2 separate regions of the Homo sapiens genome follow, and region 1 is linked to region 2. A link is a loop called in an ENCODE intact Hi-C map of the cell type or tissue named here. Cell type or tissue: gastrocnemius medialis. All regions are shown on one strand. Each heading gives the region's core, and the rest is flanking DNA. Links, peaks and the distances in the headings are about the cores only. Region 1 overlaps ARK2C (arkadia (RNF111) C-terminal like ring finger ubiquitin ligase 2C). Region 2 has its middle 53 kb from the start of ARK2C.

The links. Peaks named below come from ENCODE experiments on the same cell type or tissue, not always from the same donor. Only the 100,000 strongest peaks of a DNase experiment are listed, where the experiment ranks them.
Region 1: a loop joins it to region 2, with 2.2 times the contacts of the local background. A loop is called at or near these places in 6 of 110 quality-filtered maps.

What each region holds. Positions count from the first base shown.
Region 1 is chr18:46,404,022-46,412,021 of GRCh38, forward strand. The region is part of intron 1 of ARK2C (arkadia (RNF111) C-terminal like ring finger ubiquitin ligase 2C); the gene reads left to right. Among named protein-coding and RNA genes, the nearest start is that of ARK2C, 74 kb to the left of the region's middle. RefSeq lists an enhancer at 7,742-8,000. In gastrocnemius medialis, for the core only: a CTCF peak has its summit at 4,458 (motif pointing right); DNase peaks (open chromatin) are centred at 2,651, 3,750, 6,939 and 7,566; H3K27ac peaks cover 5,520 bases.
Region 2 is chr18:46,272,183-46,289,558 of GRCh38, forward strand. No RefSeq gene overlaps it. Among named protein-coding and RNA genes, the nearest start is that of ARK2C, 53 kb to the right of the region's middle. In gastrocnemius medialis, for the core only: a CTCF peak has its summit at 9,160 (motif pointing right); DNase peaks (open chromatin) are centred at 6,476 and 9,179.

The DNA of each region.
Region 1 (8,000 bases), core at 1-8,000, 130 kb after region 2:
TCTCTTTTTAAGTGATCCAAACCACTTCAAAATCCATTACAGATTTGTCAAGGTGTTTTTACATTCCCATGGAAAGTTTCAGGATTTCATCTTTTTTCTTTGTGCAAAAATTTAAATATGATTTACGGTCTAAAACCCCTCAGCTATGATTCTTGATTTCTCGAAAACTGCTCAATGTTTTTAGGGTCACACCTGCGAGTTCTTTCCTGGTGCTACGTTACAGCATAGCATTGTTGGAAGATGTAGGTGGTATGAGTATGCTGGATGGCTCGCTTCCTCTCTTAAGCTAATGAATTATTCCCAAGTAATTTTGATGGATGTGGGTCAAGGATAGGAAGAAGGATGACAGGAAGACATGAGCAGGTATTAAGCACCTTTTTCGTGTGGGACATGCAATGCACTCCATCTTCATTGTATCATTTCACTCTCATTAAAACTCAGTGAAGTACTGACCAGGCGTGGTGGCTCACACCTGTAATCCCAGCACTTTGGGTGGCCGAGGCAGGTGGATTATGTGAGGTCGGGAGGTCGAGACCAGCCTGACTAACATGGTGAAACCCATCTCTACTAAAAATACCAAAATTAGCAGGGCATGGTGGCGGGAGCCTGTAATGCCAACTACTTGGGAGGCTGAGGCAGGAGAATTGCTTGAACCTGGGAGGTTGAGGTTGTAGTGAGCCGAGACCGCGCCGCCACACTCCAGCCTGGGGCACAGAGCGAGACTCCATCTCAAAACACACACACACAAACACACACACACACACATACACACACACACAACAACCCCCCCACCAAAACAAACAAACAAACAACTCAATGAAGTAGGGATTATTAGTTCCATTTTAGAGTTGGAGAAACAGAGGCATAGGAAGTTCAGAGAAGTTACGTGAGGTGCTCAAGGTCACACAGCTGGTATGTATGATACATGCAGAAGACATATTCAGCTCCGTTTGGCTCCAAAGTCTCTGTTGTTTCCACTGGACCACAGAGCTTAGCTTGGCAACTATGATATGGCAAGACCCCACCAATTTTTTTTTTGGTAAGGCTCATCATAGAACCCCTTTTATCTAGGACCTGATTCATAAAATGGCAGTTTATTATTTTCAACATGTCTATGGTGTACAGTGTGGCATACTGGTGGGGTTGCTCTCTGGGACACAGGGAGGTCAAGTGACTTGGAGAGTATCCCATAGTAAAATGTGTAGCTCAGAGGTCAGCAATTCATCAGCTCTGAGGGCTCCCCAGAAATAGTAGAGTCTCTGGGAGGTGCCCGTGGCCAGACAGGTTGTCCCTGCTGCTGCTGGGAGCCAGGGAAGCTCTGCAGGTCCACAGGGCTGGCACTCGGAAGGGGGCCTGGCTGAAATGTGCAGGCAGCATAGACCAGACAGACAGTGGGAACAGTGAGGTGCTACAGCAGTGGCCCAGGCAGGGACAGGAGGGCTGCAGACACAGCTGAGGCAATAGGATGGAGTGGTGGGTGGGAGTGGCTGTTGGCGATGTGGAAACAGCAAAAGTGGGTGAAAGGTTGGAGAGAGAGGGCGAAGGAGACAGCGCAAGAGGAAAAATGCTAAGAAGGTTCCTGGGATGCTGACCTGGGCCCCTGGGGCCATGAGGCTTCTATATAGCTTGAGGGGTAGGGTTGGGGAGGAGCAGGGCCCGGTAAATGGACTTGATTTGGATGGTTTGAGTCTGATGTGTATTTGGGCCATCCAGGATGGGTTGAATATGATGTCTATGTGAGCCATCCAGGCAAAGAATTTCTTAAGGTCTGGGGATGGTGAGAGGTTCTTAAGGTTTGGGGTTACTGCTGTGAGAGGCACTATTTTCTAGAATCACTGGCAGGGAAGCCATCCCCTGTATCAACCTTCCTGCAGGACCCACACTCCCTTCCTCCTCCCGGAGTGGGATTCTGCCTAGGCATGTGCACACATGTGTACACCCTACACACTCATCCACACATGCCACCCACTCCCCTCAGACACTCGCATACATACCCCTGTGTGTGTGTACACCCTTACACACCCATGTACACACTCCTCCCACATACACACTCACACACTGACCTTGTGTACACTCATATCCACTCCTACACTCCCCTCATAGACACACACTTACCCCAACACACATGCAGACACTCACCCCATGTGCACCCCCAATACGCCTGCATCCAGAGTCGTCACAAACTTCCACTCCCAATAGCTCTTGTTGCATTGAACCCCCCTCTCAACCTCCCCAGAGAGTGGCCACTGTCACGGGACTGGATGCCCCGGGCAGGCGTGGGAGCTGCAGCAGAGCGACAGCCAGGCAGCCCACACTTGGGATGGCCCCAGCCTCTTACTGCCATTGCCCTGTGGGTGCTGGCCGGGGCTGGCCAGCTGGAATCCAGCCTCTGAGGACTGGAAGCCCTTCTGGTCTTCTTAATCCCAGGCTTCCAGAAAACCCAAGAGCAGGATGTCCTTGGAGTGGAACACAGGTGGGAACTGGGAGAGTTTCTAGAGTGCCTCTCATCTGTCTCATGCAGCTGAGGAAACCAAGGCTCAGAGAGGTCCTGGCTTGCCCAGGGTCTCCCTGCCAGGAGATGGGAGGCTGGGGCCCCAGGCTGACTCTACCTGGCCCGGGTGCCCTCAGTGTGCCCTGGCTGACAAGTTTGACCACAGAGGGATCACATGTGGGCTCACAGTGTACAGGTTGGGCACAGGGCCAGCCACCGGTAATGCAGCCAGGTGTTGGGCTATGGGCTGCTTCTGCTCCTCATCCTGTCCCACAGGGACCTGCCTCCTTGGCGTTGGGCCTGGCAGGTGGCTGGGAGCGGATGGTGAGGGCAGATGTCAGGCAGCTCCAGGCTCTGGCCCCTCTAGCCCAGAATCCTTACCCTGATGGGACACATAAGGATAGGGTAGGGAAAGGGTGGCTGTCTTTCCTGAGATCACCCTCATCATGTCCCTGAACAGCCTAGTTTCCCTTTAAAAATGACTATTTATGGTGCTTTTATTTAAGAATTATCTAAAACCTTCTTGAACTCGACTTTTGCCTCGGCCTCTACCACCTCTTGGAGGGAAATGAGTACTATAAATTGCATCCTACCACACAAAGTTGGGTTACCTTTGATTTGCCTTGAATTCCCCTGAGTTTGAGATCTATTTGAGGCACTGGGATCAGTGGCCAGGGCTTCTGCTCCCCTTTCTGGGGCCTGTGCAGTTTTCACCCCACAGAGTGGGAGACCAGCTCCAGCTTGAGAGTCCAGCTTCAAACCTACCCAGTCTTTTGGGGTAAGATTCTTCTTCTCCTCCTAACCAGTCTCCTGACACCCCACTGAGAATTGCTGCCCATGGATAGCATGGGGATTGGCCCTTTCTTGCTTGCTCACATGTTTTCTCTTTCTTTGTGACATATTGTCGTCATCATCATTATTATTATGTGGCTTTATTTCTCTCCCCAAATATCATTTCTAATCCTATCACCCGACAGGACAGTGTTAGCCTGTTGACGTTCTTCCTTGTAGATTTTCTCCTAGGCAGAGGTCTTGTTTAGTGTTTTTTTGTTTTGTTTTGTTTTGTTTTTGAAGTTGGAGGCTAATCCCTTCTAATGCAGAGGGTATTTCCAGACCTGAGACTCCAGCCGTGGCTTGCGTGGGAAAAATGAGTCACAGTTGCTATTCATAGTTGGATTTTAAAAATTAAGAGCAGGGCAGTACATGCTGGGAGCTGGTGCTGGGCTCAATGCCTTGAGACATATCTGGAGAATACTATGTTTAGAGAACTTACATTATAGTTGGAGTGATGAGATCCACCCATGTGAAAAGTTGGGTGACACCACAGGCATTACATCATCACAAATGTCACAAAGCTGCTTGGAGAACCTGGCATACTGAGAAGCACAGAGATTGGTGGCGTCTTCAGGATTTCACAGTGGCAAAGATCCAGAGAGGTGGTCAGGGAAGCCTTCCTGGGGGAGGTGGCATAGCAGCTGAGCTTTGAAGTCTGAGTCAGTTTGGACATCATGGATGGGGTGGCAGGGATTGGGGAAAAAGCCAAGGGAGATATTTGGAAGTGGGGAAGCTCCAGGATGTCTGGAGGCCTGGAAGTAGCTCAGATAGGTCGGGGCAGTGGATTGGAGTCAGGAATGACCCCTCGGTTGAGGAGTCTGCCCTGGAGGAAGCAAGGAATTGTGGGGGCTGATAAAGAGGCTGTGATGGAGGCTACTGATTCAGGGGAAGGTCCGCAGAAGGTGTCTTAGGTCTGCTTTAAGAAACTGTGAAGGGGCTACTGAGAAGATGGGCATCTGCCAAGGAGTTAGCCTTGTCCTGTCATCTCTTGGTCCCACCTCCCTTCTACCCAGAGCCAGAGTTGGCCTTAGGCTGATGTGACTGGTGTCAGCCTGGCACACGCACCTGCGATGACAATCTGGAGGCAGCAGAATGTCCATAGAGGTTAAAGAGCACACAGAGCCTTCAAATTCCAGGTCTAACCCATTAAAACCCACCAGCAGAGGGCCATGAGGAACTTACCCGTAGTCAAACAGAGTTAAGGTTATCAGCCTGCTGCGGGGAGGAAGAGAGCACATCATGGGAACTGTGGGGCATCCTAAAGGGGGCACTGTAGGAGGGACACTTAACAGAGTTTGGGGGCTGGAGTTAATTAGAGCATCATCTTGGTCAGAATTTGAAGGGTTGCTGGAACAGTCCGAGGTCACATCCTTAGAACACACCAGCCATTAGGGAATTGCTGTCAGATCAGTTTGTCTGTGGTCTTATCTTGGAACAGATGGTTGTGAATGAGCTGGTGTCAAAAGACTTTGAGCTTAGATAGTCTGTGATGAGCCTTCATCCCAGTGGTACTGTTATCTGTTTTCTGAGTCATCACACAGGACTTTCTGCAAGTTGTGGCTTTTGTTCCAAGTCTCAGTTCCCTGTTCATTGCCTAGCTGCCCGCAGGACCATCTTCTATTTAAAGTTTGTCCTTGGGAAAGTTACTTGACCTCTCTGAGCCTTGGTCACTCAGTGGTTAAGTGGAGATAATAACGGTAGCTACACCATGGAGTTCTGAGGATTAAATGAGTTAATATATGTGGAGCACCTAACAGTGCCTGGCATACAGGGGGTGCAATAGAAATGTCAGCCATTATTACAACTGCAGGCCTTCAAGATCAGGAAAAGAATGTTGATGCCTCAAAAGAAAGGATAGTCTGCAAGTTTATTTTCCACTTCAAAGGAGAAAAAAGGGGAACAGCAATATGAGATACCTTTGCCAGGACAGACACTGTCCTGGGAGCAGCCATCATGATCTAGAACAAACAAGTCCGGTGAGATTGACGTGATCTTCTGAGAAAGAGGGAAGGAATGAGCTCAAGGGATCCTTTGAGGTTTGGCCCATCTGCAGGTAAACGGTGGTGGTGATGCACTCTTCGTTAGTTTAGCCGAGGACAGGGCAGGAGGAAATGAAGTGAAGAAATGACACTGAGAATCTGGATTTGACAGTAGAAGAGACGTCTGACTCTGAGCTGCTGAGTATTAGGATTGGGGGAAGCTAAGAGGCTGTGGGCTCCTGGCCACATCTAACCAGAGTGGAAGTTGTGGTGCAGAGGAGGGACCTCTGGTCTGGGGGTCAGGCAGTCTCAGTCCTGGTATTGAACTTGCCTCTGAGTAGCAGGGGCATGGCTTTCTGCCACTCAGTCCTCACTCTGGGTCTTAGGCTCCCCTTTTGTAAAAGGGAGGATTCAGGATAGATGGGCCCTTCAGGCGTCTTGCTTTCTTGGCTTCAAGGCATCCTGGAGATTACTGTCATTCTTTCTCATAACTGCACAATATTCCCCAATAATGCATGTTCTCCTATTGATGGACATTTCGTTGTTTCCAGTCTTTTGTACTTACCAGCCATAGAGCACATTTTGTTTGTGTATCTGCATGGAGTTATATGCATTTTGTCTTTAAGATGCCAAGTGGAATTGCAGTAGACAGGATTTGAGCATTTGTGATTTTCATGATCTTGCCAAATCACTCTCCTTAGAGGTTGCACCAAATTATAATCTTACTGCCAACTGTGGGCCCTGCTGTTTTACTTATGTGGTGAGGAGTAGTGGGTGGGAGGTCTTGGTGATCAAGCGATCAATACATCTTCCACTTCTAAGGTCACATGACCTCAGGGCCCTGCTCTGGTCAGATCCCATTTCTTAAGGCCCCAAATGCTTAGCCAAGCTTGGCTTCTTGCACCTCAGCTCTGCTGCTTCCTCTCACCTTGGCTTTTCTGCTTTCCAGCTATCCCTAATAAGAGAGAGAGAAAGCTAGAGACAGAGAATGTGTTCCAGGTGCTCAATGTCTTACTGGTGCTGTGCCTGCAACTATCATCATTCCAGCTTCTGTGTACACACACCTGGCTTCCCACAGTTAAGGTGGAGGAGGAGGCAGCCAGCCAGCTGTGTGAAGGACTGAACCCGTTAGGCTGTGAGACTGAGGGGCAAACTCACCATCCAGGGTTGCACTGACAGCCTCAGCTGAAGGCTCACCCTTAACAAGCTGAACAAGCCTTCTGACAATTGCTGTCAATTTCGTCCCAGGAAGATGCTGGCAGGACCTAGATCTTGGTTATGACCTGGAGCCATGCCCAGAAACACTCAAATCTATCACCAATAATTGTCCATGGGCCTGGCTGAAGGGGAGCCTCCCTGACAAACAAACAAGTGGAAATCTGTCACAAAGGAAGCAAACACACCCCATGACCAGGAGGGCCACTCATTCCTCTTGTTCTCATTGGTTTGGCTGCTGCATGGTAAACTCACTTTAAGCATCGTTTCTTCAATTGTCCAGGCTCATGAAAGTGGTCAGCAAGTCCTCCTTAAACTCTACACATGCCTTTGTAATGTTTACGGGAGGCCCTGCCTCACCCCCAATTATTTATTCATCAGACATCTCCTGGGCACCAGTGTGTGTCAGGTGCTGGCTGTGCATGGGTGGCAGATGCCCAAGGCTCTGTCTCCACTCTGGGGAAGTTGCTGAGATGAGCCTCCCAAAGTGAAAAGTGACAGGTGTCATAGACAAGGCAGGTAAGACACGCCTGATGGATTCAGGCACCCCTTAATGACAGCTCTTTTTGTTGGCATTCCCTTAGCACCTGATAATTTTGAGAGTTGAATGAAGGGAGAGAGCCAGGGTAGAAAGGAAACGACAGCCCCTTGGGGAAGGCAGTGTGAGGCATTGCAGGAGAGAGCTTAGCTCTTGGCATTTGCTGGTTTAATAGGGTCACTGGCAAGTAGCTTTGGGTTGGGTGAGTTTGCTGAAAGATAATTATGGTGGCATTGGCTGGAGAAAGGAAAGAGATTTCCTAGAGGCCTCTGTACTTGGCCTTTGCAGATGAGCTGACACTATGTGACTATCCTGAATAGGACGTATGCTCTGAGTCAGCTGATTAATTTTCACTCTTGCAGTTGAGCAAGGATTTGCATGGAGCCATTTGCATTTTCTCACCAAGTCCCCTTTGCTATCGATTGATTCATTTCAACATACATTTGGTAAGTTCCTACTATGTGCCAGCAGTGAGCTGGACAGCTGAGGTTCTGCCTCACGGAGTTGATATTCTATATGTGTACTAGTTTCCTGTCCCCAGCTGTGACGAGAGCCCATCCCAGGGAGGGGCACTTGGATCTTAGTTGGGGACCTTGAAAAAGTCTTCATGTTCCAAAGGGGTGAGGCCCTACTGAAGGAATCTCAGATATGGGTCAGATACTTGGGGCTGCTCACCCAATGTGAACAAAAGGGGGACTCCAGCAAGCCAGATTCAGTCAAGTAGCTGGACATGCAGGAATCACAGCCTGGGGCTGAGCCGTGTATGTGTGATCTTTACACCTCCCTGGTCCCTTTCTCCTGAACCTGTGGATGCCCAGTGAGAGGAGGAAGGGCAGGGGCACCATGGAGCCCAGCTCCCTGGAGTGGGGTCGATGATGCCAGGCTCCCTGGGCTAAAAGCCTCTTGTCAGCAGAGTAATTGGATCTGACTTGCAGCAGGCAGG
Region 2 (17,376 bases), core at 4,350-12,349:
CTTTTGCCCAGAAAGTTTTGCAGTCGCTCCGACATACCTGCCAGAGAGCCCATAACTCTATCCTTGGGCAGTGAGGTGGGGATGGGGATGCTTTCTCATTATACATGCCCTTTCCTTCTGAGATGCTGCTTCCATGATTCCCACTCCCTCTCTTGGTTGCAAGCTCTGAGAGTCACTGTCATAACTGCTGAAATTTCGTGGCATTCCTTAGGGCTGTGAAGGCAGAAAACATGCTGGGACCTTGGCTTCAGTCAGTGCTGGGCACTTCTCTTTGGTCTATTTAATAGTCTTCTACATCTCCTCAAGTCTTGGCTAAATTCTTGCTGATTAGCTCTTTGGGCTCTTGGTAGAGTGGATTCATTTGCCATAACATTAAAAGTGGATATCTTAAGAATGCAAACCTTTTATTCAGGTGAAATATTCAAAAATTTTTCAGCATCCTTTCAGGCACCAACCAGTTAGAATTAACACTGGAGGTGTGGCTGCCACAAGTTCCTGGCAACCGCAGTCTGTGACAGATATGGAATTAACCCTAACACTGCTACACTGTGTGAATCCTGGCAGGGCTGCCAGGGTGGTGAGGAAGGCACTCAAGCAGCTCAGGGCAGGGGCCCCTTACCAGCTGGAACTGAAGTATGTCATTGTTTTAACAGCCAATAGAACCAAAGAATACATTCGCTTAACCTCCCCGGACCTCAACTTCTTCACTCATAAAATGGGGATAATAGTTCCTACCTTACAGGATTGTCATAAAGAGTTAATGAGTGGAGGCCTAGTTCACTCCATCCATCTTGTCAGCTCTACATTGGTCCTTGTTTGGCTAGCTCAGCTGAGAAGTGTGCATAACAAAATCTGTCTGTAGGCCTGCCGTCTATTTCACAGCAACACAGTTAAAGCATTACATGCATCCTTGAGACATAAATGAAGTACTTTAGAGAAAGGAGCAAGCAACAGTTGGGTATGTGATAACTGGCCTGGGGTGGTGAAAAGTCACAAGTCCCAAGATCTAGTTTTGGGTCATGTCTTCATTGCTAACAAGCTGTGTGACCTACGAGGCCAGCCACCTCTCTGGTTCTTACCTTCTTCATCTCTAAAAGGGAGGATAGTTGTATGCCTACCACCGTCCCTAGATTTGGGGGGAGGGATCAAATAAGGTAACAAGACAGCAGTTTGGAATTTGCAGATTCAGATGACTATAGAAGCAAGGCTGTTAATGGAAATAATTCGTTGGTCCAGATAAATGGGGAGTGTGGCAAACTGGATAGAGTTTATGCCAGTCTAAAGGAGGAAGCTGCAACTGTTATGAAAGTAAATGTTCAGTATTGCCATATCTATGGATTTTTCAAGAAAAGATGGAAATCTGGATTTTAAAAATGTAGATGTGGAATTTCTGATTTGTAAATGTTCATGTGTGGCCATGGTCAGGTCTACTGAATATAAAGCTTGAAAAGACCTGTTGGTGCAGGAAGAAAGAAAAATTGGGTGGACTGTCACCGATGTGCCACCTTCCCCACTCCACACTGTGAGCCTTCTTGGCACGGGATAAAAAACAGCCTAGGGTGGTTCTGGTGTTCTGACCCCCATTTTTGTGCAGACTACTGAGACCTGGAGTTTTAATTGAGGTACTGCTGTAAGGGACTGAGTGCACCCAGGGAGCTGTGGTCACTTGCATCCTTGGTCTGACGTTTCCTGTGTACATCTCTGGCTGGCTAGACAGATAACCAAAGAGAATGGAGGCCAGCTCTGGGTCATCAGTCTTGAAAGTCTTATAACCTGGATCAATCCTGTTTGTCCTCTCAGCCAGGAACTGTGTGGGCCAAACAACACTTGTCTGCAGGACTGGTTTAGCTTGAGGGCTGGGGGTTTACTACCTCTGGACTATGCACATTTCACTGGTTGAGCCAGTGCTTGGTATTTGCTATGTGCTAGGCACTCAGCCAGACCCTGGGGCAATCCTCATCCTCAGGTAACTACCTCTGTCTGGTGTAACAAACTATTGTCACAAAACCTGACAAATGCTGCTAAGATTAGCACTCAATGCAGGGTGCTTTGAGAACAAAAAGGCTCCCTAAACTAGCTGGTGGGATGGAATGAATGAATGATGGAGGAGCTCCTGGAGAAGGCAATAGTTCAGCTGAGTTTGAAGGATGAGTAGGAATTAATGGAATCCAGGGAGGTAAAGAGTGGAGGGTGTGGGTAGGAGTCATTCAGATTCAAAGTTCAGGCATGGCATGGAGGTGAGAGAGAGCATGGCTCAGTAGAGGGACTAGTAGTTGGGAGAAAGCAGAAGTGATAGGGAGCAAGCTGGAGACGTAAGAGCTATGTGGCAAAGGACCTTGAATGCCTCACTAACATTCCACAGACATTCCACCTCTGGAAACCAATAGAACATGTTTATTACCTGCAAAAAGCCTACTGTTGGAGGTAGAAAATGGGCATCTAGATACATAAATGCAACAAAGATGTACCTCTGAAATGATGGGGAACAATGTAAGTATTGTATAGAAGAGAGGAATAAGAGCCACTCTCCCTGGCAGTGGAGTGAATTAGAGGAGAATTGATATTGGAAGTAGGGAATTTTATTAGGAAGCTTCTGCAGGCATCAAAACAGATAAATGATGAAGGCTGAATCAAGGCAGTGGGAGGGGAAATGGAAAGGAGAGGTCAGAATGAATAAAGTTTGAATCTGTAGGACTTGTTCATGCAGTGTTGGCAGGGGTGAGGGATGAGGTGCAGAGCCCATGGGTGAGGAAGAAAGGAAGAAAGGCTGCCAGATGTTGCATTCGCTAAGTAGGAAATACAGAAAAGGCATCAGGTTTGGAGAGTGTAGCAGATGCTTTTGGGTCACATGTGCCCTCTGAGGTGAGGATAAATTAATTGCCTTTTGTATCCTCCATCACAGTGGTCCCCAACCTTTTTGGCACCAGGGACCCATTTTGTGGAAGAAAGTTTTTCTGGGGGCTGATGGGGGGAATGGTTTCAGGATGAAACTGCTCCACCTCAGATCATCAGGTATTAGTTAGATTCTCATAAGGAGCATGCAAACTAGATCTCTCGCATTTGCAGTTCACAATAGCATTTGTGCCCCTATGAGAATCTAATGCCACAGCTGATCTGACAGGAGGCGGAGCTCAGGTGGTAATGCTTGCTCACCTGCTGCTCACCTCCTGCTGTGTGGCCCAGTTACTAACAGGCCACAGACGGTTACTGGTCTGCGACCAGGGGGTTGGGGACCCTTGCTCTGCCATTAAGAAGAACACATGGTGCTCTTTGGCTTTGGAACACAACACATACCATATTTAGAAATACTGCTCCAAGCCATTTATTGCATGACTTGGAGCAAGGAAAGGCTCTGCAGCACAAGCCAGGCTACGATGCTAGCTGCCCTGTCACTTGGACCATATGACCCAGCAAATCCACGATGCTGGAAGTATTCCCAGTGGAGAGACATGAAGTGTGGAGTCTCTGGCAAGCTGCAATAGGAGAGGTGTGTTATAGATTTCCTAAGGATTTTGGAGCAAGGCTATGCCTTCTGCAGCAGAGAACTATAAACATTTTGAAAAGCAGATCCCAATGTGTTTTGGGTCCTGGTAGAGACAGAGCATCTGACCATTGGATATAATTAATCAAGACATCAGAGATGTTTATCATGAGCTGGGTTTTGTGCCACTCAGGTCATAAATTCAAGCAGGCCAACAGCAATTCATTCTAAGATGGAAGGTGTACAGCTCAGGGATCAGGCATGAGCAGGGCCAGAGGGTAAAAGTAAGCTGCACATGCCTCTTCCTCAGGCCCCCAAGGCTGGCACCTTGTGGCATTAATGACTCTCCTTCACTTCACACCAAAGATTTTCTTGTGACTACTCTAGAATAATCCTAGGCCTAGTTCATTGTGTTGGTGTTAGCCAAAATGGACTGCTGTTTCTACTTAAAGCCCCAGTTAAGGTAGCTCTGAAAGACAGTGGGTAGGGGAAATTCTTGCAGTGGGCAGAGCTTCAAGCCTGTTCATGTACGCCTGCTCACCAACTTAGAAAAGAGGGGAAAAGTATCCAGGCCACACAGAACTGTCTGTCACAGTTGTAGCTGAAATCAGAGGTTGAAGAAGGGGATGCGATGAAATTTCTGATTTGTAAATGTTCGTGTGTGGCCATGGTCAGGCCTGCTGAATATACAGCTTGAAAAGACCTATTGATGCAGGAAGAAATAAAAATAGGGTGGATTGGAAGTGCCACCTTCCCCACTGCACACTCTCTGAGCCTCCCTGGCATGGGATAAATCTACCACTCCAAGCCACTTAATGCCCCACATTAAGACTGTCTTGCCACTGAGTCTTCAAGGTGGCAGCCAGTCATCTCGTAAAAATACTTTGTACAGGAAAGTAGAACAGGCTACAACCTTGCTCACTGCTGCAGCAGATCTGGAGGCTGAAATTGCTGTTCATTGTCTTCCTTCTCTCTATTCTAGATTGTCCTTATTGCAATACATAGGAGTGTATGTATTTCTGTTGCTTGGACTGTATGACTTAGGGTTCCATAAGAATACATATGGAATCTTGGGCAGCAAATGGCTTGGTTGGTCAGTAAGGGGCCTGAAAGGGAAAAGATGAGAAAGGAGACAAGGAGGTCTGGGGAAGACGCATGTGGATGATCCCATGGGAGTGGGCACAAATGCTTCCTAGAGAGCATCCACCATGGGAAGGGTGCCGAACAGCAAGATGGACAATGTGACTCACCCTGTAGAGGCCAGCTTTGTCCCCAGGGCTTGCACAGTAAGCCTATGAATGGAGTAGCCATGGTGACCAGGATGGAGGTGAGGCATGGGCCCACGGAGATAGCTACTGCCACTGCTGACTGGTGATCTGTCAGTGCAGAGACAGGCCCTGTGCCTTTGATCAGCCAGCCACTTGAGGCATCTTGACTACACCAGGGCCCTTCTACCTTGGAAAGGGCAGCAAATCCTTTTTCCTGGTGTTGCTACCTCTGGTGTTAAGCTGAGGGTTTCTGGAGTGCCTGATTTATCTACATATGATGCCTCATCACATCACTGTAGATTAAGAGGCCCATGTTGTGGCAAATTAGGTGCAATAAGGGTTGCATGACCGGGGGTTCACTGATGTGGTTATATACCGCAACTAGGGGAAGCCATGGACCTAATAGAATGATGGGATGGCTTGTTAAAAACTCAGTTTCCCAGAGTCAAACCATAAAGGTAAACAAAAAACAACAACAAAATATATATATATATATATATATATATTTAAAAACTCAGTTAAGGTTCCCAACTCAAGGATGATACACTGGGATTGGCTATTGTCATTCAGGATATAGCTGATACGTGGTACCAGTTGCTGGAACACACAGATTCGGGAATCAAGGGTAGATACAGGATTGGTCCCTCTCACCATCACTCTCAGTGATCCACTAGCACCAAGGTGAAAGAATGTCTAACATTCAGAAAATACACTCAAGAATAGGTCTGAAATCCAGGAGAATGTCTCTTGGTGCCATGGGCCCTTGTAGCAAGCATGGCCTGAAAAAGCGAAGTCACCTGAGGGCTCAGACCCCCAGGGATATCAATAAGTGTCAACCCATCAGGCAAGCAACCTGGAACAGCCCAAATGCTGAAAATGAGGAAAATCCTGAATAGAGGCTGGAGAAGGAAGACAATGAACAGCAACGTCAGCCCCTGGATTTACAGCAGCAGGGAGCAGGGTTGTAGCTCCTTCTGTTAACTTTCTTGTATGAAATCTTTTTGCTAGATGTCTGGCTACCACCTTGAAGACCCAGTAACAGAATGGACTTAATGAATGTGGGGCATGGGTGGATCAGAGTGGTGCAAGCAGGGAGTAGACCACTTTCCATGTCCTGCGTCACATCCCCTTCCTCGGCCTCTGACCAGCTGCAGCTGTGGCAGGCAGTTCTGTGTGAGCTTGGACTCATGCTGACAGCACCCCGATTTCCATCACACGGAGTGCATCATTCAGATTTCTATTTCAGCTCCTCCTCCGAAGTCCCAGGAGTCTGTTTGGCTTGTGTGACTCAAGCAGAGCCCAGAAATTAGGGGAGTTAATGGCCCTGGGACAACCCTCAACAATGGAGGATGGGAGCCGGTAGACATATGCCCCAGCCTCTTTGAGTTGGACAGTTCTGGGAAGCATTCTGTATGTTTTTCAGGAGATCCCAGCGGAATTGAGCCCCCATTGCTCATGGCAGTGACTTTGATGATGGACCTTATATTGGCTTTTCCTCCTCACTCTCACTTTTTCATTCTCCTCAATTCCTCACTTCTATGTCCTGAGATCAACTCCCAGTTAAACCACCTGCATCTAAATCCTTGTCTCAATCTCTGCTCCTAGGAGAATTCAAACTAAGACAGGAAGGAAAAGGTCAAGTTCACTCTGAGCTTGACGTGCTGAAGAGACATCCCGTGGAAATGTGCAGCAGGCAGTGGCCACGTGACTTTTGGAGATGCTGATTTATGTATCAGCATGTGGTGACAGATAAAACCACAGGCTAGAGAAAATGCATTCCTAAGAGGCCAGTGCAGAGGCATCCTTCCAAGGCAGGGGTTCTCAACCACGAGCCATTTTACCCCCCAGTAAATATTTGGCAATGCCCGAGGACATTTTTGGTTGTCACAACGGGAACAGGAACCTGCTACTGGCATCTAATGAGTAGAGGTGAAGGATGCTGCTGAACATCCTACAGTGCACAGGTCAGAACCCCATAACAAAGAATGATCCAGCCCAAAATATCACTAGTGCCGAGGCTGAGAAACCTGTTCTAAGGGCATTGCAAAGTACCATGAGAGTGATGCTGTGAAAGCTGGTTTCACATAGCCAGAGGGGCCAGCAGGCAGTGCTGCAGGGGCCATGGGAAGTAAGAACCAATTATTGCCCATTGAGCTCAGCACCATGGGGCAGAAGCCAGTGCCTTGAAGGCAGTCGATGAAGATGAGTACAGACTCTTTCCAGGAGCTTTGAGGGGAAGGAAAAGAGCAAGTGTTTGGGCTTAGCCAGAAGGAGCTGTAGAGTCAAGGAAGAGTTTTAAAAGATACTGGAATGATAAACATCCTGTATATGCTGATGACAAAGCACCAGTTGGGACACCAGAAAGGGATGACTGATGGAAGAGAGAGAGCCCCGGGACATAATGTGGTACTCAAAGCCAGATGAACTAACTTGGATCAGGTAAGGAAAACCTTCCCTGGAAGCTGGAAGGAGGCAAGGGTGGGCATAGTTATACCTACAGTTGTCAGGGAGGAAGGGTAGACTGTCGAGAGAGTTAACCTGTGAGCCTTTTTTGTTCTTTGCTTGTTTTGCAGGCTATAAGTGCAGAAGTGATAAGGTAGGAGGCCTGGTATTAATACCTCCTTGTTGATTGATTACATATGGTGGTTTACTGCAGTTTGCATTGCTCTGCTTTCCCGAGGGTCTTCTTGGGAAGTTTGTCCTTCTTTCCTGGTGTGTTTTAGAGGTAAACACAGGGCTATCCCAGAAACTCGGGTTTCTCTTGAGATGCCAGCTGAGACTCCCGTCTTCTCTGTGGAAAGCCCTGTGGAAACTCAAAGTTCACTCCAAGATGTTTGTGGACTTCAGGTGTAGGTTCTTGGGGTTACCTCTGCCTCTTGGTTCCTGTGTCTGCATGTGCTCCCTCTGTTCTGCCATGGACTTCAAACTTGGACATGAAACCTTTCTCTTACTCCACAGAACTGCCAGGGCCCAAGCATTTGGGTGTGGGCTGGGTCTACTGTAGATCTTGTAGTACCCTCGTACCATTTTGTGAGCACCTTGCGATCCTCGTTTCTTCACTGCTCCTCATCTGTTTCCCTGCAAATTTCCCCATCTCCAAATCCCTCTTCGACTATTTACCCAGCTGTCCTGAGCTCCCCACCCCGAAACAGGCTTAGCTCAAACTATCATGGTGCACAGTAGATAAGAAAGCCTCCTTTTAGTCGAATTTACGCTCCAATAGAAGGCGGTTATTGTGAAAAATAGTGAAAATGTACTATCTGTAAGGCCACAAATTGAGTAGTTAGGGTTTGGGAACCTCAAAGAGGTCTCAACTGGGAAGGCCCCACTCTTCAAAGACCATAGTCTCATCTGTAAGGAATTAGCTTTGCCAGGGACACTGTAGGGAGTTGAAAGGCACAGCAAAGGTAGAGGCAAATGAAAGGCCCAGGTGGGAAGAGGGTCCCGGCCAACCCTGCCCCCTCTGCTTGTCTCCAGAGGACTGGCCTAGAGGTCCAGAGGCCTGGCTTCTGGAACTTGCTACTCTACTTATCAGCCTATTATCTTAGGCCTTGGTATTCTCATCTGTAAAGTGAGTATAGTGAGGTGGGAACAAAGATTTGGTGATATAGGATATATGCTTACCTGCCTCAGTAGCTACTTGATATGTTTTTGAGATAGGGTCTCATTGTTGCCACCCAGGCTGGAGTGCAGTGGTGCCATCATGGCTCACTGCAACCTCTGCCTCCTGGGCTCAAGTGATCCCCACCACCTCAGCCTCCTGAATAGCTGGGACTACAGGTGCAAACTACCACACTCGGCTATTTAAAACAATTTTTTGGCAGGAGATAAGATCTCACTATATTGCACAGGCTGGTCTCAAACTCCTGGCCACAAGTGATCCTCCTGCTTTGGCCTCCCAAAGTGCCGGGAATACAGGTGTGAGCCACTGTGCGCGGTCAGCTACTTAATATATTTTACACACTATATCCCGTCTTTGATTTTGCAACAAGAGAAAGGCCCAGGCCTTAATATTTCTTGCTTGGATGTTCAGTATCATAAGCTAAATGGTTCTACATGATGAGCTAAATGATTCAACAGCTTCCTTCTTCCATGCTGGCCAGTCAGCCAGCCACAGTGGTCTGGGTGGAGACACAAATCCCTGGGGCCCCTCAGGAGCCTCTGCTCTACCTGAGAAGATGAAATGATTACAGACAAAGCCATCGACCACAGCGGAGACAGTGTGGGACTGATGGCCAGGGAAGAATTTGTTTTGGAAATAAAAATGAATTAACATTTTATTTTATTTATTTGATTATTATTATTATTATTTTGTATTTTGAAACTGGAACTCCCTCTCCACAGCCACGCAGAGCAGAGCCCTCCTGCCCAGGGGCACTTTACCAGGCTCATGATGCAGTCCCGGCAGTGCCCAGCAGAGGCCAACCTAGCTCTTCCCTAGTTCCGTCTCTGGCAGGAGAACGGAGGACTTGCTTGGAGATTTGGAGGCTGTTTCTCTAAGCTAATGTTTTGAAAACTTTGTTGACTATGATTCACAGTCAGACATAGATTTTATATCATGAGCCAGTATAGGCTTATGCACATGGATGTTTTGCTGAACAACACTTACTGTCACTACCTGAGTGTATTCTTGTCTATTTCTGTTCAGGTCTGCCAGATTGGGTCATTTAAAAGATGCTGCTTACACCCACTGGTTGATCTCACAACCCACCAATAGATGGAGACTTGTACTCGGAAACCCACTGGGAGTCTAGACTGGGCATGTGGGTCCGGTGGTGGGGGAGAGCTTTGGGGTCACCTGATAAAGGGCCTCCCAGCACAATGGTTACTCCACCCCTCTGTGTTCAGGTTTCCTTGAGGGTCTCTGAAATGGAATGGTAGTAGCACCTACTTGTAGAGTGCTTGTGAAGATTAAGGGGCCGTTGGTGTGAGGTGCTTAGGACAGTGCTTGCCCCCAGGAGGCGTTCAGTTTCTAACTTTTTCCAGTTAGAAACAAGGATTGCTGTGGAGTGCGCAGCCTGCCTGGGTGTCTCGTGGATTCATTGACCCAACCTCTGTTGACACTGGTTACCAAAGATAACAGAGAAAGCTGTGGCCTGGCCGGGGTAGTGGAGGAGCACACAGACAATTAGAATAGATGTGATAAGGGCTTAGGTGGCGATGACCACCGGGTGCTCTGGGATCATTTGGGCACCTGGAGGACTCCTTAGCTCAGCGGCTCTCCGAATGTGGTCTCTGGACCCACAGCAGTAGCAGTCTCACCTGGGAACTTGCTAGAAATGTATATTTTCGGACCTTAACCGAGATGTATAGAATCAAAGTCTGGGGCCGTGCCCAGCAATCTGTTTTCATCAGCCTTCCTGGTAATTCTGATGCCTGCTCCAATTTCAGAATGACTGCACTGCCTTTTGTTACCAGATTTGTTGCAAGTTACAGTCATCTACGGAGCTTTTGTCTAGGGTGCGCCCTGTACTGATTTAATCGCAATGTCTAGGAGTGGGAGTCAGGCAGCAGGATTTTTACAAAGATTCCCAGGTAATTCCAGTGTGCATTAAAGTAGGGGAACCACTACCCTAACCCAAACCTGGACAGTGGGGCACCAGAGAAAGCTTCGTGGAGGGGTGTCAGATAAGCAGAAACCTTAAATGCAGTTGGGACTTGATAGTGAACATACGTTGGAGGGGAATGTGGAGGGCTAGGAGGCCACTGGTGTCCATAGACATTTCTGAAGAGACTATAATCTAGTGTTAAGAAGCTGGACTACAAGAGTTCAATGTTCCAATGAGCTATGATCATGTCCCTGTACTCTGGGCTGGGTGACAGAGCAAGACGCTGTCTCTAAAAATAAAGAAGCTGGGCTATGGGAATAAGTCACCTGGGTGCGAATCCTGCTCCGCCCTTACCAGCTGTGTGACCACAGACAAGTCACTTAACCTCTCTGTTCCTCTTCCACACGGGGTTTCCGTGAGGATTAAGCACATATAGAAGGCACTGGTGGTATGGGCGTTGTAATCATAAATTGAGCTAAAGGCCCAGCACTAAACCAGAATGTTTTGGGGAGCTTAAGAGTCGCAAGAGATGGCACCAGCCAGATGAGAGGACAAAGCCACAAAAGGCTCTGGACCTAAAGGCACTGGGAAGCCATGGAAAGTGGCATGCATGGGGGAGCCACATGGAGATATGTGTGGATGTGCCAGAGAGCAACAAGGTGGAGGAGAGCAATCAGGGAGGGGCTCGTCCCCAAGAGACGGGGGAGATGTGACAGTGCCTGCCTGCCAGAGAGATGACTGAAGAGCTGAGATGGTGAAATAGGCAGGACTTGGAGACAGATTAGATTAGGTAGGAGTGGGAGAGGAGATGAAGAAATGTCCCTATTTCTGGGCTGGACGAATGAGGTGGTTGTGTCCTGATTTGGGGCACCCTTGCACACCCAGTTCCAGCACCAGGCTCTCTCTGTTCTGTAGACCGAGGCTGGGCCATAGGCATAGTGAGAGGAGCCTGCTGACTCACACTTCCCCCCACCCGACTTCCCAGGAACAATTTGAGTGTTTTGGAGTCATTCGTCATCCCTCGGTTGAAGACAGTGAAGGCCCATCCAGGCAGACTTACTTCTTGTTACTTGAATGTGTCGTGCATGTTCCCACCTCCAGGACTTTGCCCACACCTCCGCCTTTCCTCCCTGTCTACCAGAACCCAGCTGACCATCATCCCCTCCTCCACAACACAACCCTCCTTTAAGGCTCACCGCCTTGAGCCCTCCTGACCTCAGCGATTGTCCTGGAAGTGGGCAGCAGTCATGGATTGCTAGTCAATAGGATGTCAGTCCCTGCACCTGTGGCAACTGAAATATTAAGCTCCTGGAAGCTGAAAAGTGCCTCCCAGGTCTCTGCCCCTCCCAAGATGCCTGGCCTAGTGTTTTGTCAGACAGATGTAGGATGAGGGCCCTGATTGGACTGGGAGGAAAACACAATTCAATTACCAGCCAGGAAGGACTTGTTGAGAATTAGATTATCAGCCCCTGGGGGCTCGGTGGGAGAGAACAAAGGGTGGAAACTTCTCACAGGATTGCCCTCCCTGGGTCTCAGGGCATTGGGTATATCAGTTTCTGTAATGTGGTGCCTCTCCCATCCAGCAAGAGAGGTGGAGACAGCTGGGCTGAGCCCTCTTTGGCCTCTGCCAAATCCCCTCCAGTCAGCTTCTCCCGGTGCCTGGAGGTAGAGGTGAAAGATGACACCAGCACCCACAAGAGGCAGGACCACGGCCAGTGCTCTAGAAAAACCACTTGGCCCCTAAGGACTCCCTTACTGTGTGCCTATGGCCATGTTAGGTGCTGCACAGGACGTGCCAGAAATATTCAGATGGAAGCCTCAGAAATCATAGAAAGCCCCAGAAACAATGCCAGGGTAGAGGAAGTAAGAACTTGGACTTTGGACCCAGATAAACCCAGGTTTGGACCCTGAAATTGTTCACTGTCTAAGGCTCAGTGCAGGAGCCTGAACCTCTCTGAATCAGTTTCTTCATCTGCTAAATGGTCATAATAGCAGCTGTTATTCAAGTGATTAAAACTTTACACACACACATATATATTCAAAAGTATGATACAGTGCTAAGTGATACACGTGATGAAGCATTGTGAAGTCCTTGAGCGTGGTGTCTGGCATAGAGCAAGCTCCCAGTATGTGGCAGCTATTACTACTGCTGTTGTTTCATTCTGGTTCTGAATAATTACCACAATTGCAGGAAGGGAGAGTCCACCGAGTGGTCCTGAATGGCCGGAGAAGGAGACAGGACTTTTAGGATGAGTTCAGAAAGAGAGGAAGGACCAACCAGCCAGAGGGAGCAAAATGTCCCGATTTCCAAAAAGTGAAGAACATGATTCCTGGGATGTAAGCTTAACGACACTCAGTAGCATTCTAGAATTATTAAACAGGTGGTTTGGGAGCACTTTGCGAAGAACTGTGCCCATCCTGGAATTAACTCATTAAAATCATGTCAAATCAAACTCCCAGGGACTTGCGTTATCAAATAATTTTGTTTTCTTTTTCTTTCTTTTCTTCCTTTTTTTTTTTTTTCTTTTTTTGAGATAGGATCTTGCTCTGTCACACAGGCTGGAGTGCAGTGGCACAATCATGGCTCACTGCAGCCTTGCCTTCTTGAGCTCAAGCAATCCTCCAGTGTCAGCCTCCCAAGTAGCTGGAACCATAGGTGCACACCACTATGCCCGGCTAATTTTTTTCTTGTGTGTGTGTGTGCGTGTGTGTGTATTTTGTGTAGAGACAGGGTTTTGCTGTGTTGCCCAGGCTGGTCTCAAACTCCTGGGCTCAGGTGACCCACTTGTCCTCTCAATGTGTTGGGATTACAGGCATGAGCCACCGTGCTCAGCCAATAATTTTTTTTCATTCACGTCACATATTTATTGTCAGCATCATAGGAAATGCAAAGGGTATCATCACAAGGCACTGAACGAAGTCTCCCATGCTCTCTGTGTGGTCATGAGAAAGTGATGTGTGAACAGGGGGATGTCCCGTTAGGCGAAGTCCATGACAGTGGAAGCCAAGGGGCTCTAATCCAGTCACTGGAGGGTCAGAGGAGCACCCTGACCCTCTCTCTGATGGGGAGGGATGGCACATTAGAGAATGTCAGTGGCTCTGGAGGCGCCAGCCATTTAAGAGTGAAAAGCAATAGCAGGACAACAGAGAAGTAACATCATACATGAAATTATTCTTTGTAATAATGGCAGTAATATACATTCATGGTAAGAAATTGGGAAAATACAGAAGATTGTAAAGAAGTAACTAAAAGACACCTACAATTCTAACTGAATGGCATGATTTAATAACACGGCTGACAAGAATTACCGGCAGAGTGGAATTTAGGTAATATAGAAGATGGCAAGGGGTTCAGAATTGTTGAACCTAGAAAAGGGGTCATGCTCTCAGTTTTTGAGGAGTCAACAGGCTGTCAGGAAGAATCTGTAGTCTATCGGGTACCATTCAAGGGGGCATGAGTAGAACACAGAGGCTCAGAGAGGCCAATTTCAGCTCATGGACAATGGGAAGAGCGTTCCAGGAAGAAATTCTCCCTCAGGGGTCAGGCTGCCTTGGGAGGGAGGGGAGTGCCCATTCCTGGGAGTATTCAGTGGAAGCTAGTTCTTGTGTCACTTTCTTCTCTGAATGTTACTGAAGATTCCCTGCCCTTCTCTGGCTCCTTTCAATGCTAAGATTGTATATCTATAGGTGAAGACATGGAGGCAGAAATAAATGTGTTTAGTTATCGCTAAGGGAAATAAACATGATGCAAAACAGTGTGCTCTCAATTTTGTTGGAAGAATATAGTTAAATTCATTGAAAAGAGATGGCAAAGAAGTGAATATTAATGCTTGGACTGTGGGAGATGTTTTCACCTTTGGATTGTTTTGATTTTTCCAACTTTTCTACAGTTGACTTATTTTAAAACCCAGTAATGTATCTGCTACATGTGTGAAGTACTTTCTCTACTGAAACAATAGATTAGGGCAGGGGCAGGAGGGAGTTTTTTTGTAGGTATGTACATAGGGTGGGATGGATTGCAGAGGGCCTTGAAAGTCAGGCAGGACTGTTTAGATTTGAAGGTCACTATAGTGGCAATGAAAATGACTTTATTTGCTAAACCAAACTCAGGACTGATAATCTAACAAACAATAGCATGTTAATGGGGATAAGAGGACAGAATACAGTATTTGAAATTGCAAAACTCTCTGAAAAATCATGTCTTAGCTTGGGTTGCCATAACAGAATACCATAGATTGGGTAGCTTAAATAAAAGAAATTAATTTTCTTACAGTTCTGGAGGCTGGAAAGTCAAGATCAAAGTCCATCAGAGTTCAGGTTCTGGTGAGAGCTCTCCTCCTGGGCTGCAGACGACTACCTTTCCATTTTGTCCCGACTGGTAGAGAGAGGGAACGCCATACTCTCTTCCTTTTCTTATAAGGACACCAATTTCATCATAGGGTCCACACCCTCATGACCCCATCTAAACCTAATTGCCTCTGAAAGTCCCCATCTCTAAATACTATGACCTTGGGGCTTAGGGCTTCAACATATGAATTTCAGGAGGACACACACATTCAGTCCATAACGATCAGTATTACAATTGGGAGCCTCATGGGATTCTTAAGATAGTGACATTCATTTGCTTATTCATTCATTTAGCTTAGTAACATTTATGAAGCCCTAGCTATGTGCTAGACGCTGATGTGCATATGATGTAATTAGGTCTTGTGGGAGCTGAGTATGGGACACCCTGGAAGATGAAAGTTAAATTCATCAGGTCAGTTAGCAGGTCCCTGAAAATCTGGGTGAGGGATCTAAGTCTCAGGAACAGGAGTGGTGAGGATAGGAATTCTGGTGATATTTAAAGAAAGCCTTTGCTTGCTTCGCAGTTGCGCTAAGGGTTCTTTTCATTACCCTGAACAGGGTAGGGTAAACAGTAGGCACTCAACATACATTAGGTAAGTAATGGGAATGTTTCTGTGGGTAGAAGGGCTTGAACTGAACCTCAAATGAAGAATAATTATTAATCAACATTTTGTTGCAATAAACATACCCTGAATTCTTACCGTATGCCAGCTATATTGCTTAATGCTAAAGCTACAAGGAAGAGACGTAGCCATCACCCCAGAGGCATCCACAAAACGACAGTCTGAGAGGAGAGACACAAATGTAAGCAATGAAAGCACTTAGAACAGACTAATGTAATGTGAACTGTGAGCCCAGATAGAGGTACAATTATTCTAGTCTGTAGGGGTCAAGGAAGACACCAGAGAGGAGGTGACATCTGAATTGGGCACACGGAGAATTCTCTGGGATGGTCCATGGGTGGGATGGATGGTGGAAATCATTCCCAGCAGATGGAAAAACAAGGTCTACGATATGGTGGCGAAACGATGGCATGGTCCTTCTCAGTCTACTTTGTGTTTGCATTTATTTCCAGCATTCCTTAAAAGCTGGTTGGGGGCTGGGTGCCTGTAATCCCAGCTCCTTGGGAGGCTGAGGCAGGAGGACTGCTTGAGCCCAGGAGTTTGAGACCACTCTGAGCAACATACGGAGATCTCATCTTTATAAAAAATAAAAAATTAGCCGGGGCATGGTGGCACATACTTGTGGTCCCAGCTACTCAGGAGGCTGAGGTGCGAGGATGGCTTGATCCTGGGATGTTAAGGCTGCAGTGAGCCGTGATCATGCCACTGCACTCCAGCCTGGGCGACAGAGTGAGACTCCGTCTCAAAAAAAAAAAAAAAAAAAAAAGAAACAAAAAACAAAAATGCTGGTTGCACATCTGTAGGGCTGTCAGCCCAACTAATCTTTATCCCTTCTGAAAACTGCTCCATCCCAGTCTACATAATTACAGCAAGAAGAGTTATGAGGACATACCTGTCTGTCAGGCCAGAGTTGACTGGTCCAGGGATGGAATCCTGACCAAACTGGGATGTTCAGAGTCCCTCCAGGGAATTTGGAACTGGGACACTAGATCACTGGCTGGCATCAGTCTCAGTGATCTCTTGCAGTCACTGTAAATTTGAGAGCTGCGGGTCTAATATCCTATCTTGTGAATTGGGCATCAAAGAGGGCCAGGTCCCGGTGAGGAAGAAATGAGATAGGTATGCCAAGAAGGGCCAAGATGAGACATACTGGGAGGGGACTGTCTGCATGTCCTCCAGTGGTCTAGCCCCTGGCTACAGCCCACTTCTGAAGTCCTGTTGTGGGGTCCGTGGGAGATGGACTGAGCAAAAGTGAGGTGAAGGGTAACATGCATTCTCACATCCTGGAGGGTCTGGCAGTAAAGACATCACTGAAACCGTGGCTCTTTTCAGACTCAGGCTATGTACCCACCCAGTGTTAGGGAATTTAACAGTGAAAGAGCACTATGTTTTACATCAGTGTATTTTAGAGAAATACACTATATGAATGTATTTCTAATATGTGTAGGTGTTAAAAGGTGGAGATAAAAACTTTAAGCCAGGGCAGAAAGTAGATAGAGAATAATAAATATGCCATGATGTAATGAATCCTTTCTGCCAAAAGCCACTCATCTGAGATGGCTGAAGGATCAGAAATCCATTTGCCTTGATCAATTACAGGAGCAAAATTCTGACACAGCCTATTTCTCTCTCTCTTTTTTTTTTTAAGGGACGGGGTCTTGCTCTGTTGCCCTGGGTGGAGTGCAGTGGTATGATCATAGCTCAGTGCCGCCTTGTACTCCTGGGCCCAGGCGATCTTCTTGCCTCAACCTCCCCAGTAATATGATGACAGATGCTTACTACAGTGCCTGGCTATTTTTTTTTTTTTAATTCTTAATTCAGACGGGGATCTCACTATATTGCCCATGCTGGTCTCAAACTCTTGGCCTCAAGCAGTTCTCCTGCCTCAGCCTCCCAAAGTGCTGGGATGAGCCACTATGCCTGGCATCATTTCTAAATCTGATTTTAGTTTGTGGATTATGTCTCCTCGTTGACTGGAATGGGGATATCAGGGAAGAGTGAGTGGTATCAGGGAAAACAGATCTCTGGAGCCTTCCCAAATATTTCTTGCTATGCAGCCGCTGTGTTTGCTATCGCCAGGAAAGGTTTTGATGCCTCTCAAGTCACAG